Regions from separate parts of the Mus musculus genome. Here region 2 is linked to region 1. The links are chromatin loops, found by intact Hi-C in ENCODE. Cell type or tissue: left cerebral cortex. All regions are shown on one strand. Each heading gives the region's core, and the rest is flanking DNA. Links, peaks and the distances in the headings are about the cores only.

Region 1 (3,196 bases), core at 258-2,757:
GCCCCTAAGGTTCTGGCCCTAGAAGATGATGATTAGGGGAGACTGGGCTCGGACCCCCTCCCCAAGCCTAGGGTAACCTTGTCTGTGGAAGGGACCCCTATGGACTTCCTAGTAGACACTGGAGCCGAACACTGTGTTGAAACAACCATTAGGAAAACTTAAAAATAAAAGAGCCATAGTAATTGGAACCACAGGTCAGAAACAATATCCCTGGACCACTGCACGTACCGTAGATTTAGGGAAAGGACAAGTGAGACACTGCTTCTTGGTTATCTCTAAGTGTCCCACACCACTTCTGGGGAGAGATCTCTTGACTAAACTAAAGGTATAGATCAGATTTACCCAAAAAGGGCCGAGAGTAAGTTGGGAATCCCCCACCTCCATGGTCTTGGCCCTGCAGCTCGAGGAAGAATATCGTTTGCATGAATGCACAAAGCAAGCAGAAGTGCTAGACCTGAAAGACTGGTTGACTGCCTTCCCTAGAGCATGGGAGGAGACTGGAGGCATGGGAATGGCTGTCAGAGTAACCCCCCCCCACGTAGTTGTGGGATTAAAGACGGATGCTACCCCTATAGGGGTGCGGCAATACCCCATGAGCCGCAAGGCGAGGGATGGGATTAGGCCTCATATTCAGAGACTGTTACAACAAGGTATTCTGGTGCCTTGCCAATTGCCCTGGAAAGTCCTCTGCTGCCGGTAAAGAAACCTGGTATCTGGTGACTATCGACTTGTCCAAGACCTGAGAGAGGTCAACAAGAGGGTCCAAGACATTCACCCAATGGTTCCCAATCCCTATAACCTCCTCATCTCACTTCCCCCAGAGCGAAAGTGGTACACAGTACTTGATTTAAAAGATGCTTTCTTGTGCTTAAAGTTACATCCCTCCAGTCAGCCTATATTCGCCTTTGAGTGGAGAGATCCTGACACTGGACAAACGGGACAACTGACCTGGACACTGTTACCCCAGGGGTTTAAAATTTTCCCCCACCGCCGGGCAGTGGTGGCGCACACCTTTAATCCCAGCACTCGGGAGGCAGAGGCAGGTGGATTTCTGAGTTTGAGGCCAGCCTGGTCTACAAAGTGAGTTCCAGGACAGCCAGGGCTATACAGAGAAACCCTGTCTCGAAAACAAAAACAAACAAACAAACAACAAAAAAAGAATTTCCCCCACCCTTTTTGATGAGGCTCTACATGGAGATTTAGCCTCCTTCAGAGCTTTAAAAAAAAAAAAAAAACTCCAGATAACTTTGCTTCAATGTGCTGATAATTTGCTCCTTGCTGCAACCTCAGAGCAAGAATGCAGGCAAGGTACTGAGAAACTGCTAACGGAACTGGGTGAGTTAGGGTACCAGGCCTCTGCTAAAAAGGTCCAGTTGTGTCAAATGGAAGTTGTCTACCTGGGATACACTCTTCGAGATGGGAAGCAATGGCTGACGGAGGCTAGGAAAAAGACTGTGACTCAGATACCAGTACCGGCTACTCCGAGGCAGGTGAGAGAAATCTTGGGCACTGCTGGGTTCTGCAGACTTTGGATATCTGGGTTTGCAACATTGGCTGCCCCCTGTATCCCCTGACAAAGGAAAGTGGGGAATTTAAATAGACACCAGAACACCAGAGAGCCTATTAGAATATTAAGGAGGCCCTGTTGACTGCGCCAGCTTTGGCTCTGCCAGATTTAACCAAGCCCTTTACCCTTTATGTTGATGAAAGGGCAGGAGAGGCCAGAGGGTTCCTTACCCAGACTCTGGGGCCATGGAAAAGGCCCGTGGCATATCTGTCTAAAAAGCTGGACCCAATAGCCAGTGGATGGCCCACATGTCTGAAGGCCATTGCAACGGTAGCCTTGCTTGTTAAGTATGCTGACAAGATAACTTTGGGACAACAAATGACTGTGGTGGCCCCCCACACTCTTGAGAGCATTATCCGCCAGCCCCCAGACCAATGGATGACCAACGCCCAAATGACCCACTATCAGAGTCTGTTGCTGACTGAACGGATTGTGTTTGCTCCTCCCGTTATCCTCAACCCTGCTACCCTCTGCCTGAGATGGACGACTCCTCGCCCATTCACTGCTGTGCAGACATCCTTATGGAAGAAACAGGGATCCAAAGTGATCTGTGTGACCAGCCATGGCCAGGCATTCCAAGCTGGTACACGGACAGAAGTAGCTTTCTGGTAGAAGGTAAGAGGATGGCAGGGGCGGTGGTGGTAGATGCCAGCAAGTTGTATGGGCTAGCAGCCTACCAGAGGGTACATCAGCACAAAAAGCCGAGCTGATCACCCTGAAGCAAGCCCTTCGGATGGCTGAGGGATGACCCATCAACATCCACACTGATAGCAGGTATGCTTTTGCTACAGCCCACATCCACGGTGCCATCTATAGACAAAAAGTGGGTTGCTGATGTGAGAAGGCAAAGACATAAAAAATAAAGAGGAGATGCTGAGTCTCCTTGAGGCTATCCATTTGCCAACTAAAGTGGCCATCATGCATTCATTGCCCAGGGCATCAAAAAGGCCGAGACCCTGTGGTTAGAGGTAATCAGATGACTGACCAAGAAGCAAAAGGAGTGGCACAAGGACCCATTGTCCTCACCATGAAAACCTGGCATAATCAACTTGAAAACCCTTATCGTTCCCTAAAGGTCAGCCTTAACTACATCCCAGAAGACTATCAACAAATGAATAAATTAGGCTTCAAGTTTGAAAATTATTATGGCCTGAGAGAAGCTAAAGATGGTGTGATGGTTTGTATATCCTTGGACCAGGGAGTGGCACCATCTGAAGGTGTGGCCTTGTTGGAATGGGTGTGTCACTGTGGGTGTGGGTATAAGATCCTCACCCTAGTTGCCTGGAAGTCAGTCTTCCACTAGCAGCCTTTGGATGAAGACATAGAACTCTCAGCTCCTCCTGTGCCATGCCTGCCTGGATACTGCCATGCTTCCACCTTGATGATAATGGACTGAACCTCTGAACCTGTAAGCCAGCCCCAATTAAATGTTGTTTTTTATAAGACTTGCCTTGGTCATGGTGTCTGTTCACAGCAGTAAAACCCTAACTAAGACAGAAGTTGGTACTGGGAGTGGAAGTTTGTACTGGTACTGGTACTGCTGTGATAGGCCTGACCATGTTTTCATTTGAAAGAATGTGGATTTTGGGACTTTGTATTTGGAAAGCAATGGAATGCTTTAAATGGGGC
Region 2 (3,196 bases), core at 416-2,915, 160 kb before region 1:
TCTGCTTTCCCCATGTTCTACTTCAGCCTACTCTGCTCTGGATGACCCCACCCCTGCCTCTTCCACTCTGCTCTGGATGACCCCACCCCTGCCTCTTCCACTCTGCTCTGGATGACCCCCACCCCTGCCTCTTCCACTCTGCTCTGGATGACCCCACCCCTGCCTCTTCCACTCTGCTCTGGATGACCCCACCCCTGCCTCTTCCACTCTGCTCTGGATGCCCCCACCCCTGCCTCTTCCACTCTGCTCTGGGTGACCCCACCCCTGCTTCTTCCATTCTGCTTTGATAATTTTTCCTCCCCCCTTATTCTATTATTCTCTTCTTCTATTTTCTTTTACTTTCTATTCTCTTCTCTCTTGTTAATTTTGAAAATGTTTTTAAAGATTCATTTTTCTTTTATGTGTGTGTGAGTATTTTGCCTGCATGAGTGTGTGTGTGTGTGTGTGTGTGTGTGTGTGTGTGCAGTGCTTGCAGAGACGAGAAGCCCCTGGAACTAGAGTTACAGACAGTTGTGAGCCACCATGTGGGTTCAGGGAACCAAACTCAGGTCCTCTGGAAGAGCAGCCAGTGCTCTTAAGAGCAAAACTCCTCTCTTTCTCTCTCTCTCTCTCTCTCTCTCTCTCTCTCTCTCTCTCTCTCTCTCTCCCTCCCTCCCTCCCTCCCTCCCTCCCTCCCTCCCTCCCTCTCTCTCTCTCTCTCTCTCTCTCTCTCATTCTCTCATTTTCTTTCTATTTCTTTTTTTCTTTTCTTCAAGACCAGATCTCACTGTGTACCTTGGCTGTCCTGGAACTCACTCTGTAGACTAGTCTGGCCTCAAACTCACAGAGATCCTGCCTCTGCCTCCAGAGTGCTGGAACTAAAGGCGCGCACTAAGACCACTGCCACCACCAGCCCCACACCTTCTTTTAAAATGTTGTCTTACCCACTGCTCAGAATTGTCTTCCTTTCTTCATTACTTTTATAGCGAAGAAGTGGCAGATGATTTTTCTCTAAGTGACATACTGAAGGTTCAGGCACATGACTTGCAGGACTTGCATGGCTGTATAAAGGAGCGGCTAAATGAAGACCTGAGCTTGTCAAACAGAGCTGGCTCCCTTCGCTTTTCTATTGATTTGGAGAAGGACCTGGAGATGGCTGTCAAAGAATCACTTATGTCTGTGCCAGGCTCTAAAATGGTTGATGGGCTGAAGAAAAGAAGGAAACACATTCAGAACAAGACCAGGAAGATTGGTATTTATGGGATGGTCATGGGGTGATGGGTGGGACCTATCTGGGGCTAATAAGGCAAAAGGACATAAAAAGCAGCCCAGGGAAGTGGGAGGGTCTGGCTCACAGAAAGCAGTCTCCCCAAGCAAGCTCCCCAGAAACAAATGCCAAGGTCAAAGCATGGATAAAACCATTTATAAACTCTAACGCATCAGTCCTCTCTGCCTTAGTAGCTCTACTTAAAGTTCACTAAACTAGCTATCACAGAAAACCTCACAACCTCCACAGTTTCTTACTATTTTTCTCCAAATATCCCACAGTTAGAAGAACCCTGAAGATATCCAAGAGAAGCAAAAAGACAGACTTGCAAAAGGAGATTTTAGAGATTGCAGCGGAACCAAGAAAGGGCAGGAGAATTGTGCAAGTTGACACCAAGGATGGTTCCCTAATGCCAGAGCTGCCTCTTGGCTCTGACAAAATCCAGGAAGAAACCCAGGAAGCAACAGAAGTCAAAGAGGAATTAGTAGACAAAGGAGCCTTGGGAGTCAAAGGAACCTTGGCAGCCAAAAGAGCCTTGGGAGCCAAAGAGGCCCTGGGAGCTGAAGAGATCTTGGGAGCTGAAGAGATCTTGGGAACCAAAGAGGCCTTGGAAGAAGAGGCCTTGGCAACCCTGGGAGCCACAGACAAGGATGTGGCCCTTAAGCCAAAAACCCAGACTTACTTAAAGAAGCCTTGGAAAACGGAAAAAGAAAACATAGAACAAGAGGAGTCAAAAGAGGGTACTTCAGAAGCACTTAGAAAACTCCAAAAGAAATTACCACCTCCTACTGAGCTAGACAAAGACATGGGGATTAAAAAAAGTCGTGGAATAGGAGGGACTCCCGGGCGTATGATCTCTCACCAAGAGAGGAAGTCTTGGCGAGAGGATATTTGCCACCTTGTCACTTCAAGAATAGCAACTTCTCATCCAGGGATGGAAAGGGATCTGGGGAAAGAACTGGAGGACTTCGCCGATATGGTGCTTACTGACCAACCCAGCTGGGATTTCTTCACAGACCTATGTCCCTGGAGAAGGCTCTCATATACACAACCAAAAGAACCTGAGGCAGCCAAGCAGGAACGACCTGTTCGTAAAAGAAAGGTGCCTAAAAGAGCTATCAAGGGGGAAGTGACAACAGCTGCAGATCAAGAGGGAATAAGCATTCAGAAGAAACGTGATATTTCTCCAAAAGACAAGACAAAGAAGACAGATATCTTAGACAGTCACGAGATCTTAGAGAAAAAGAAGCCTAAAGTGACAGCAAGAAAACAAGGCAAAAGAAAACAGGAAATAATTGAAGACAAAAAGGAGTTGACAAAGCTCGAAGACAAAAAGAGATTGATGAAGTTCACTGAAACAAAGGAGAAGGGGAAGTTAGTCATAGAGGAAAAGCAACCAACCAGTCCAGAGAAGGAACCAGAGAAGGAGAAGTTAATCACAAAGAAAGAGAGAACAGTGCAACCAGAGCAAAAAACAAAGGAGAAGGGAAAGTTAAAGTTAATCACAGAGGAAGAGAAGTCAATCCGTCCAGAGAAGGAACCAGAGGAGGAGCCAGAGGAGGAACCAGAGGAGGAACCAGAGGAGGAGCCAGAGGAGGAACCAGAGGAGGAATCAGAGGAGGAACCAGAGGAGGAGCCAGAGGAGGAACCAGAGGAGGAACCAGAGGAGGAACCAGAGGAAGAACCAGAGGGGGAAACAAAGGAGGAGAAGAAGAAGTTAATCACAGCAAAAATGAAACCAACCCATCCAGAGGAGGAAACAAAGAAGGGGAAGAAGAAATTAATCCCATCAGAAAGGAAACCAACCCACCCAGAGATGGAAACAAAGGAGAAGTTAATCACTCCAGAAGAGGAATCAGCTAGTTTAGAGGGGGAACCAGAGAAGGAGACAAGGAAGTTAATCACAGCAAAAATGAAACCAACCCGTCCAGAGGAGGAAACAAAGAAGGA

What was found. A loop is a pair of places that touch in the nucleus more often than their neighbours do. Peaks named below come from ENCODE experiments on the same cell type or tissue, not always from the same donor. Only the 100,000 strongest peaks of a DNase experiment are listed, where the experiment ranks them.
Region 2: it touches region 1 in a loop (2.1-fold over the local background); 2 of 42 quality-filtered maps call a loop at or near these places.

Annotation. Positions count from the first base shown.
Region 1 is chr7:29,733,628-29,736,823 of GRCm38, forward strand. No RefSeq gene overlaps it. Among named protein-coding and RNA genes, the nearest start is that of Gm23103, 2.2 kb to the right of the region's middle. In left cerebral cortex, for the core only: no CTCF peak of the experiment used is centred there; no DNase peak of the experiment used is centred there.
Region 2 is chr7:29,572,957-29,576,152 of GRCm38, forward strand. It overlaps 4930432E11Rik. Among named protein-coding and RNA genes, the nearest start is that of Gm38982, 19 kb to the left of the region's middle. In left cerebral cortex, for the core only: no CTCF peak of the experiment used is centred there; a DNase peak (open chromatin) is centred at 1,872.